Linked DNA regions of Homo sapiens: region 1 is linked to region 2. Evidence: chromatin loops called from intact Hi-C (ENCODE). Cell type or tissue: B cell. All regions are shown on one strand. Links, peaks and the distances in the headings refer to the core of each region. The heading gives the core; the rest is flanking DNA. Region 1 overlaps SPATA12 (spermatogenesis associated 12). Region 2 has its middle 22 kb from the start of ARHGEF3-AS1.

Region 1 (5,374 bases), core at 272-5,271, 150 kb after region 2:
ATCTTGGCTCACCGCAACCTCCGCCTCCCAGGTTCAAGCGATTCACCTGCCTCAGCCTCCCAAGTAGCTGGGATTGCAGGCACCCGCCACCATGCCTGGCTTAATTTTTGTATTTTTAGTAGAGACGGGGTTTCACCATGTTGGCTAGGCTGGTCTTGAACTCCTGACCTCAAGTGATCCATCCGCCTCGGCCTCCCAAAGTGCTGGGACTATTGGCGTGAGCCACCGCGCCCAGGCTTTTGCCTTTTTCCTTTCTTCTGAACAACCTCAAACAGTATTTTACCCACTGTGATGATTAATTTTATGTGTCAACTTGGCTAGACCATGGTAACCAGCTATTTGGTCAAACATTCTAGACATTTCTGTGAAGGTATTTTTTAGATGAGATTAACATTTAAATCAGTGGACTTAGAGTAAAGCAGATTATTCTCCATGATGTGGTGGGCTTTATCCAATCAGCTATAAGCCTTAATAGAAAAAGACCGACCTCCCAGAGCAGGAAGAATTCTACCCAGAGAGCCTTTGGGCTCACTGCAACTCTTCCCTGGGTCTCCGGCCTGCCAGTCTACCTTGCTGATTTTTGACTCACCTGGCCTCCACAATCACATGAGCCAATTCCTAAAAATCAACCTCTCAATAGATAGATGAGCGATTGATTGACACACATCCTGTTGGTTCTGTTTCTCTCCAAACCCTAATACACACCCAAAATAAGTGATTTTCCAATAGAAATTGTCTGTAAGGACCTGTACTTGCATGAAATTTCAAGTCACCAGATAAATGAATAAAAATATATTTTTTAAAAACCACAAAATATGGCAACCCAGAAAGAATAACATTTGTCGGCCAGGCGCGGTGGCTCACGCCTGTAATCCCAGTACTTTGGGAGGCCAAGGCGGGTGGATCACAAGGTCAGGAGATCGAGACTATCCTGGCTAACACGGTGAAACCCTGTCTCTTCTAAAAATACAAAAACAAAATTAGCCGGGCGTGGTGGCGGGCGCCTGTACTCCCAGTTACTCGGGAGGCTGAGGCGGGAGAATGGCGTGAACCCAGGAGGCAGAGCTTATAGTGAGCCAAGATTGCGCCACTGCACTCCAGCCTGGGTGACAGCAAGACTCTGTCTCAAAATAATAATAATAATAATAATAATAATAATAATAATATTTGTCTATATACTGATCAAAGCTATCATAGTAGATATATTTGTTTTCAAATGCAACTTTAGGGTGGGTGCAGTGGCTCACACCTGTAATCCCAGCACACTGGGAGGCTGAGGCCAGAAAATCACATGAGGCCAGGAGTTTGAGACCAGCCTGGGTAATACAGAGAGACCCAGTCTCTACAAAAAATTTAAAAAATTAGCCGGCGTGAGACCAGGCACGGTGGCTCATGCCTGTAATCCCAGCACTTTGAGAGGCCGAGGCGGGCGGATCATGAGGTCAGGAGATCGAGACCATTGGCTAACACGGTGAAACCCCGTCTCTACTAAAAAAAAAAAACAAAACAAAAAAATTAGCCAGGCAAAGTGGCGGGCTCCTGTGGTCCCAGCTACTCAGAAGGCTGAGGTAGGAGAATGGCGTGAACCTGGGAGGCAGAGCTTGCAGTGAGCCAAGATCACACCACTGCACTCCAGCCTGGGCGACAGAGCAAGACTCCGTCTCAAAAAAAACAAAAACAAACAAACAACAACAAAAAATTAGCCGGTGTGGTGGCATGCACCTGTAGTCCCAGTTACTCTGGAGGCCAAGGCAAGAGGATCACTTGAGCCCAGAGGACACTAGACACGCATAGGGTAACTATTGTTTCACCAAATAATTCAGATATGCGCGCACACACACATACACACACACACACACACACACCAGGTTACCAGGTTGCAGTCTATGTTTTACAATAGGTCACAGTCAAAAACATGGGAGAAGCCACCATACTCCACCACACAATAAATGCTTAATAAAATTTGGTAGCATCATCATTCTTATCTCACTCTAAAAGGTAATACGTTCATTTTCTTCATTAGCATTTATTATCACAATAAAATAGAGCTTCTAACACATTTATCAATGCTGCCACTCACTGCAGTGCTGTTTAAGAGTCATTGCACCTCCCTAAATTAACTTGCCAATTCTCTCGCCTCAAAAGGACTCAGGCAATCATTTAAATAATTTCTGACTCACAAAGCTGGCCAAGGATTAGCGAGGCCCTGCCCAGCCCAGAACACATGAAATGTGAGTGATTTGTTAAGAAAACCATTTGAGTTTGCAAGACTGCACAGGGCTTTTATAAAACTAAAGCCATGCTGGAGAGAAACAGTCCTCCCCACCCCCTTGGGAGATGTGTCATAGAGATAGGTCACACAAGGTCAGCCAAGCTGTACCTTCTGAGACTGGGCAGGAACTGAAGCGCCAAACCTCAACTGTGTAACGTGCTTCCTTGTTTTGGGGTTAGGTTATATCATTGTGTTTTTCCCCTAACTTTCCATGTGCACACACACGCACACACCCCCCTCACTAAAGGATGGAAACAAAATCCCTATGAACTGCCGGTTCCAACAACTTAAATAAGGGAATCTGCTAAGGCAAAAGATCTGATTTTTTTTTTTTTTTTTTCTGAGACCGAGTCTCGCTGTATCACCCAAGCTGGAGTGCTATGACGTGATCTTGGCTCACCGTAACCTCTGCCTCCCAGGTTCAAGCAATTCTCTGCCTCAGCCTCTCTCTAGTAACTGGGATTACAGGCACTCACCACCACGTCTGGATAATTTTTGTATTTTTAGCAGAGACGGGGTTTCACCATCTTGGCCAGGCTGGTCTTGAACTCCTGACCTCGTGATCCACTTGCCTCAGCCTCCCAAAGTGCTAGGATTACAGGCGTGAGCCACCACGCCTGGCCTAGATCTGAGATTTTGAAGACCTCAAAACATATATTCTATTGCATGTAAGTTTCTCTTCTCCCAGAAACAAACTAAAAACACAGTCCAAATTCATGCTTTTTTAAATTGCTTTTTTGAAACAACTGCAATAAATAACTCTAATCTCTGTCTCTCAAACACACACACACACACACACACACACACACACACATTGTTTGTTTAAAATGAGAGCTCCTCACCCCAGATGAGTTGAGGTATGAATGGATTTGAAGTTTCAAATGTAGTTTCCCAGGTTGTTCTTTAAGTTTAGAAAACAAGGTTCCAAGTGATACAAATATAGGCACTCCATTTTTTATTATTTCTTTCTTGAAAATAAAATCATGTATTTGTGCTGTGCCAAAGCATTACATCTGGAACACATAAGTACATGTCAGGGTGTAAACTAAGCTTTTTTTTTTCTTTTGAGACAGGGTCTTGCTCTGTCGCCAAGCTGGAGTGCATTAGTGTGAGCACAGCTCATTGCAGCGTCAAACAACGGGGCTCAAGCTATCCTCCCACCTTAGCCTTCCAAGTATGTGGGACTACAGACATGTGCCGTCACACCCAACTAATTTTTAATTGTTTTATAGAAATAGAGTCTCGCTTTGCTGCCCAGGCGGGTCTCAAACTCCTAGCCTGAGGCAATGCTCCCACTTCAACCTCCCAAAGTGCTGGGATTACAGGCATGAGCCACTGCGCCTGGCCTAAACTAAACTTTTAATATGTGATATTACTCCCTTTTTATTTTTATTCCATTCTTCAAACTATGATGTGAGTGAATTGGGGGTGAGGGGCTAAGATTGTTTTAGCAGCAGAACTCTTTCCTCAAATGAAATTGTACCCCTTTGCCCAACAGATAAAACAAGATAAAATGGAGCCTGGCTTCAATTCTCCTATCACCACCTGGTGCCTCCAGGGCTGTGGGGTCTCCCAGTTCCCACCACACTTCTCCAGGCATGAAGCAAGGGGTTATGGGAGTATCTTAGAGATCTCCATCCCATCCTTAGCATGAAGGAAAGCCAGATCTGTCATATGTGTGTCCAGGTGCCAGATGCACTCCCATTTCACAAATTCAGGAGTTAAATGTCTTACCCAAGCCTTAAATTAGACACTACAGTATACTGTGTTACTTTCTTCAAAAAGGAAAGAGACATTTACATCGCTGGAGTTTTGTCTGTGCAGTTTGATGGATGGGTCTCAGAGTGCCTACTCAGCAGACTCAATGACTAGGGAAGCTGAGTGAGCAGTGCCACCAGCAAAAAGGAATTTAGGTTCCACAGTTAATATTGTTAAGATGGCAAAACTCCCCAAGTGATCTACAGAGTCAATGTAACCCCTGTCAAAATCTCAGGTCTCTTTTTGCAGAAACTAACAAGCTGATCCTAAAATTCATAGGGAGATCCAGAACAGCCAAAATAATCTAGAAAAAGAAGGTCAGGCTGGGCACAGTGGCTAACACCTATAATCCCAGCACTTTGGCAGGCCAAGGTGGGAGGACTACTTGAGCCCAGGAGTTTGAGACCAGCCTGGGTAACACAGCCAGACCCAGTCTCTACCAAAAATAAATAAATAAAAATTAAAAATTAGCTGGGTATGGTTGCACACATCTGTAGTCCCAGCTACTTGGGAGGCTGAGGTGGGAGGATTGCTTGAGCCCAGGAGGTCGAGGCTACAGTGAGCAGTGATCATGCCACTGCACTTCAGCCTGGGTGACAGAGCAAGACTCTGTCACAAAAAAAAAAAAAAAAGAAAGAAAGAAAGAAAAAAGAAAAAGAAGGACAAAGTTGGAGGATTCATACTTCCTGATTTCAAAACTTACTACAAAGCTATAGTAGTCAAGACAGTATAGACAGCAATACTGGCATAAGGATAGACATATAGATGAATGGACTAGAATTGAGAATGCAGAAATAAATGCTTACATTTATAGTAAATTGATTTTTGACAAGAGTGTCAAAACAATTTAATGGGGAAGAAGAGTCTTTTCAACACATGGTTCTGGGACAACAGGATTTCCATATGCAAAAAATGAAGCTAGACCCCTACCTCACACCACATACAAACATCAAATCAAAACAGATCAAAGTTCTAAATCTAAGAGCTAAAACTATAAAACTCTTATAAGAATATATAGGCATATGGCTGGGCGTGGTGGCTCATGCCTGTAATCCCAGCACTTTGGGAGGCTAAGGTGGGCAGATCATGAGGTCAGGAGTTCCAGACCAGCCTGGCCAACATGGTGAAACCCCGTCTCTACTAAAAATACAAAAATCAGCTGGGTGTGATGATGCACACCTGTAGTCCCAGCTACTTGAGAGGCTGAGGCAGGAGAATCATTTGAAACCGGAAGGTGGAGGTTGTAGTGAGCCGAGATCATGCCACTATACTCCAGCCTGGGTGAAAGAGCAAAACTCCATCTCAAAAAAAAAAAAAAAAATATGCCTTAGGCATAAGTTTTCA
Region 2 (5,374 bases), core at 266-5,265:
CTCCCAATAATAAACAGACTCAAAACACCAGGATCACTTTAGGGAAATCTACAAAACAGTTGCTCCAACCAGCATGAACTTCTAAAACTGAGTTTAGCCATCTTCCAATCCAAAGAAAAAGAGAAGATCTTGGAAATCCACTTTGTGATTAAATAGCAACAACAAAACAGAAGGCAGATGCATCCTTCTTTTCCCTCTTTTCCTTCCCATTAATTAAAACCATTCTCTTACAAAAATTAAAACAGTAGCATTGCACAGCAGAGCGTGAAAAGCCCTTCCCTTTGTTCCCCTCCAATCACTTATGCTAAAGGAGGCCCTGACAGCTATGCACGCCACTCAGCTCACCCTCGCAACCAAGCAAAGCCATCTGCGGTCTTAAACACAGCCACACAGTGCTCTTCTGATTCATACGAAAGTGAGGCGGGAATCTGGCTCCATCATCCCAGGTGCTTTTAACAGCAGCTCCCTGATCAGTTTCTTGGAAGGTAAAGAGAACACTGCATCCTCCCACACCTCAGATCCTGGCACCACCCCACCCGGCTCGGGTGGGAGTTGAGAGCCGGCCCATCCCAGGCTCAGCAGCAGGGGGCTTACCTGCGAACGGACAAAGAGGCAGCACCACACCATGGGGCGCTCTGACCTCATCCACCCGGACTCACCGGCTCCTAACTGCAGTGGAGCCCTGTGCACAGGATTCTCTGAACAGGGCTGAGCATAGTTTCCCTGAAGGAACTCCTCCCCGCCACTTGGGCTGCATGACAGGAAGTGACAGGGGCCATCAGTTACAAGTGTCAGAGGCTGAGAGCCGCACCAGTCAAGAGCTCCCCACCTCTCCTGCTACTGCTGCTTTTGCAGAGCACTCTTTGGGCATTCAAAGGTACACCAGAAGTTCAGTTTCTGACTGACAATCCCCAGCCTGTAAGAGACAAACAGTGCTCACTGGGTCCCCACCAAAAGCAATGTGAAGCATCCCATCGGCTGCAGCGGCTGTGCTGCCTGGAGCTTTGCAGACCCAAACACTGGGGTGAAATAGAAAATAAAGCATCACTAGGAGAAGGGACACTGGGAGGAGAGCTTTGGGTCTTCAAAGAGGAATCAATGATCTACTTGAACTTTACCCAAGAATCAGTAGCCCTGTCCGGGATACAGAGCCCACACTGAGTCGCGGTTCAAAAGCAACTACACACCCATCCGTTTCTTTTTGTCTTATGCAAACCTGGCATCTTCTCTTCAGAGCCCTTTCAAAATAGCTGCTTCTGGAAACCTCCCTTTCAACTTTTGTCATGGATAACAAGAGGTCTTCCTGCTCAGAGCTATTATGGAAATAATTCATGGCTGACATTTCTTGTTTTATGAAGTGGGGATCTCACCAGAATGAACATCTTGCTCCAGTTCCTTGCCTTATAAAAAACCCAGACCTCTTGGGTGAGGTAGACTTGTCTCATAGGAAACTACAAGGTTTCAGATTGAAAACTATGCCTGGCTCACTCCTTCCCCACAAACAAACCAGCACTCTCACCCTCCTTGCACATTGGCAGAAGGTCTCAAACTCAAGGAGACATAACTCCAGTGTAGTTCTCAATTATTTATTTATTTATTTTAGTTATCTAATGGGGTAGTATTTGACTTGCAAAAATCTTCCTAATTACAAATTTTAGCTGTTAAGATTTAGCCCAGGGTTTCCTGGGGCCTTCTTACAAATGCACGGATTTTTAAGAGCCTTCCTCTGTCTCAAGCCTGAGTAAAGTCTGGGGACCCAGCAAAGACAGCAGGTTCATTTGAACAACAAGCTTCCGGTCTAACAGAAGGAGATTAAATCCAAGACTTTTATGAGAAAGCAGGCTCTTTCCATTCACGTTGCCAGAAATTTGCAAAAAGTGCTGAGGGGTCCAGGAAATAAGTGAGCTTGGCAAATGCATTTTCATGGGGACAAAGTCTGAGAAGGGTTCTCAGAGCCAGAGACACATGGGCAGCGTTCTGATGGGTGTTCTAGGCAAAAGAACTGGCAAACTCAACAGCAAGGCAGTGCAGAACTACAGGGTATTTTGGAAGACACCAAGTACTTTAATAGGTCTGGAAGCTGAACTGACAGGCTTGGGTCTTGCTTCAAAAAGTGTGAGGGAATCACACCTGCTTAGAGAAAGGAGGAAGTGAAATCACTGTAAAAAGCCTTACGCCTTTCAGGCAAGCATCTGGGTCACCATGGAGCTAGCACCTGGAAGCACTCGGTAATGAGTGTCAGATCAAATGACAGTGTCCACTGAGAGGTGGGTTTCAGATTGTCCTTGGGATTCCCTATTTCCTAAAGCCTGACTCCCCACAAAGCAAGCTGGTTAAGTGGTGGCTGGTGGAGGGGTAAGGGCAGGTATTCCTAAGGCGTCTTGTTCCAGCCTCCTACACAGGAAGGGTCCTAAATTTGAACAAGCCTGTAAACAACTTGAGATTAGCTAGCTTTGGGGACAATTCAGCCGATGAAGAAAGACAGTGCCCTGGGAAATGCGGGAGGCTCCATCACCCAGCCATTCCTCTCTTGGAGTATTTTCTGACAAGCCACTTCAAGGAGTCCCAGCAGCCAAGGCCAGCCTCACCCCAGTAAGGATTCACTGGAAATGTGAGACGACCAGGGCATTGTACGTTTTATTTCTTTGGAGAGGAGGAAGGAAACATTCACATGAACAAATCCTAGAATGATTCAACCTAACTTCCGGCTGCTGACTGAATGGGAAAGAAGAACTGAAACCCGTGGGCTGCAGCACTTCGTGCAAGAGGTGAAACTTGAGGGGCTCCAGGGCAGGTAGCAGTGGAGCAGGGAGGGGCAGAGAGAGGGCCAACAGATGCCCTGGCAGGGGAAAGGGATGCAAGCCTGCAAAAAGGAAGCAAAAACAGGGCACGGCCGTCTCCTCTGATGCCCTTGCTCTGACCAGAAGCAAGAACTCCCGGATTGAAATGGGTCCATGAAGAAGGCACTTCAAGAGGAGAATTTCAATAGTAAGAGGCTCTGATCCGCAAGGTCCACGTTCATTTTGAGCTTTATAATGGGATATCAAAAGGAACAGGAGTCTTCTCTATGGCATCTAGGATACTACTAAGTATTCAAACATGTTTATGTATTGGTTTTTACATTTTAATAGTAACATAGCATCACTGTCACACATTCGAACCACACAGAAGTATACACATTCAAACCACAAAGAAGTATATAAAGTAAAAAGTGAGTCTTCCCAAAGGCCCTACTTTTTTTTCTATCCCGATCCCATTTGCTGGATGCACTGGTGTTAAAAAGCCAGACGTAGACAGAGGTTCATAAACCCAAAAGGATTTAGGAGCAGGGGTCAGGTACCTGAAAGAAAAGGCCAGGTGGGCACTGGGGCACCACTGAGAGTTTTTGTCTTAGGTCAGTTCCAGCTTTTCGGGTTCCTAAGGGGTTAATCATCCAGGGTGAGCAGACATTCTAATTTTTTCAATAGAAGCCTGAAATTCAGGGTTTTATGTAAAATCTCTCAATTTGTAAATGCTGGCAACTATTCATCACCATAAGAAGTACTGTATGGGCCACATAACACAGTTGCTGGCTACATTTGGCCCAGGGGCCACCAGTTTGCACCCTCTGGTGGTAATCCTTCCAGACATTTCCTTCTGTCTAAAAACACGAGTTGCTGGGTGTAACATCTTATTTTTTTCAAAAATAGAATGATAACATTGTTCTACCACTTGCTTCTTTTTTCATTTAACATCCAGGGCATCTTTCCCTGTCACGCACATTTTTGACCTCTTACTGCAGAGCATGCTATGGTATGGAAGGAAATTAACTCATTTAGCCACCTGCCCTGTGGACATTTAGCAAATACGAAAGATACACTTGAAATGTCACTTCTCATTGTCCATTCCTCTTACCTCTGCCAATGTTGATAACTCATGATGAAAGTGCACCTGTGTGTGGATATTAACATATCATACAGCCACAATTACTGAAACCACAGCGACTAAGGATTTTTTATGTTTTAATATGAGCACTTACCATGTATTTTCCCACGTGATCCTCACAACAGTCCCAAAGTAGGCCTTATTATTATCTTTCTTTTTGCAGATTTAAAAAAACTGAGACTCAAAAAGGTGGTGTACGCCTACCCATGGCACGTGGCCTAGAGGTGGTGAGGTTGGTCAGGAGTGGGGCCTAGCAAGCTTACTTCAGAGCTCCTGCTACAAGCATACAGCCCTCAGAAGACACAGCGAGAAACCTGCTCTGGGATATTCAAGAATCTGACATATTAGAGCACAAACCACTAGAGAAGGATCGCTAACAATGGGACAATTCACTTGCCTCTTGGAATGAAAAGCCTCATTTTAAAGCCCTTCTTCATACTCATCCAACATAAATTCTACATAGATTGGAGAGAAATGTTAAAAGGGGGAAAAAAACCTACAAAATTCTGGGGGCATAGGTTTTCAGGGTATGGTATTTTTCTTTCAGTATATAGAGTTGAATCATATATTTATACACAGGAAACTACCTATAGGGTGCCTACGATGCAAAGATGAACCCTGTTTTCCCACAGCTGGTTAAATAACCAAACTGGTAACAACCCCTCTTGTTGGGCTCTAAAGAGATTAGCACCAAAACTGGGACCTAACTAAGGTGTCACCAAAAGTGTCATGGTATCACTAGAACCAGAACCATGTTTCCTGTGTTCTTGTTCGATATATCTGAGGGTATTTTCTGTTGAGAAGTTCCAAGCAATTTCCTTACCAAAGATATTATAAGGAACATACTCGTCAGGGTTGTGAGAATTTCATTTACATAAAATAAAATATTTAGATTTTAGCAGAATTACTTCTTCATTAAAAGTTGGCAAGCAACGATGATTCTTTCCATTTGAACTTTATCCTGGTTCCTTAATGTCTTTCTTATTTGTACTTAACAAGCCAGAAATGTCACAAAATCTTACAGTTGGAAAGGGAATTTCAAGGTCTTTAAACATACCCCATTTGATACTTCAAATTTTAAAATTCCACAAACTGAATTTAAAAATAGGTAGTAAAAAAATCTCATGGCCAAGGCCGGGCACGATGGCTCATGCCTGTAATCCCAGCACTTTGGGAGGCCGAGGCGGGCAGATCACGAGGTCAGGAGATCAAGATCATCCTGGCTAACGTGGTGAAACCCTGTCTCTACTAAAAATACAAAAAAAAATTAGCCAGGCGTGGTGGCGGGCACCTGTAGTCCCAGCTACTCAGGAGGCTGAGGCAGGAGAATGATGTGAACCTGGGAGGCGGAGCTTGCAGTGAGCCGAGATTGCACCACTGCACTCCAGCCTGGGTGACAGAGCGAGACTCCATCTCAAAAAAAAAAAAAAAAAAAAAAACTCATGGGCCA

The links. Peaks named below come from ENCODE experiments on the same cell type or tissue, not always from the same donor. Only the 100,000 strongest peaks of a DNase experiment are listed, where the experiment ranks them.
Region 1: it touches region 2 in a loop (11-fold over the local background); 2 of 110 quality-filtered maps call a loop at or near these places.

Annotation. Positions count from the first base shown.
Region 1 is chr3:57,066,326-57,071,699 of GRCh38, forward strand. The region is part of intron 1 of SPATA12 (spermatogenesis associated 12); the gene reads left to right. It also overlaps a transcript of ARHGEF3 not described here. Among named protein-coding and RNA genes, the nearest start is that of SPATA12, 8.3 kb to the left of the region's middle. RefSeq lists an enhancer at 2,385-2,764. In B cell, for the core only: no CTCF peak of the experiment used is centred there; a DNase peak (open chromatin) is centred at 2,396; H3K4me3 peaks cover 836 bases; H3K27ac peaks cover 286 bases; H3K27me3 peaks cover 1,971 bases.
Region 2 is chr3:56,915,715-56,921,088 of GRCh38, forward strand. It overlaps a transcript of ARHGEF3 not described here. Among named protein-coding and RNA genes, the nearest start is that of ARHGEF3-AS1, 22 kb to the right of the region's middle. RefSeq lists enhancers at 68-620, 621-1,171, 1,098-1,187 and a silencer at 218-287. In B cell, for the core only: no CTCF peak of the experiment used is centred there; DNase peaks (open chromatin) are centred at 367, 727, 2,157 and 2,717; H3K4me3 peaks cover 2,681 bases; H3K27ac peaks cover 2,983 bases.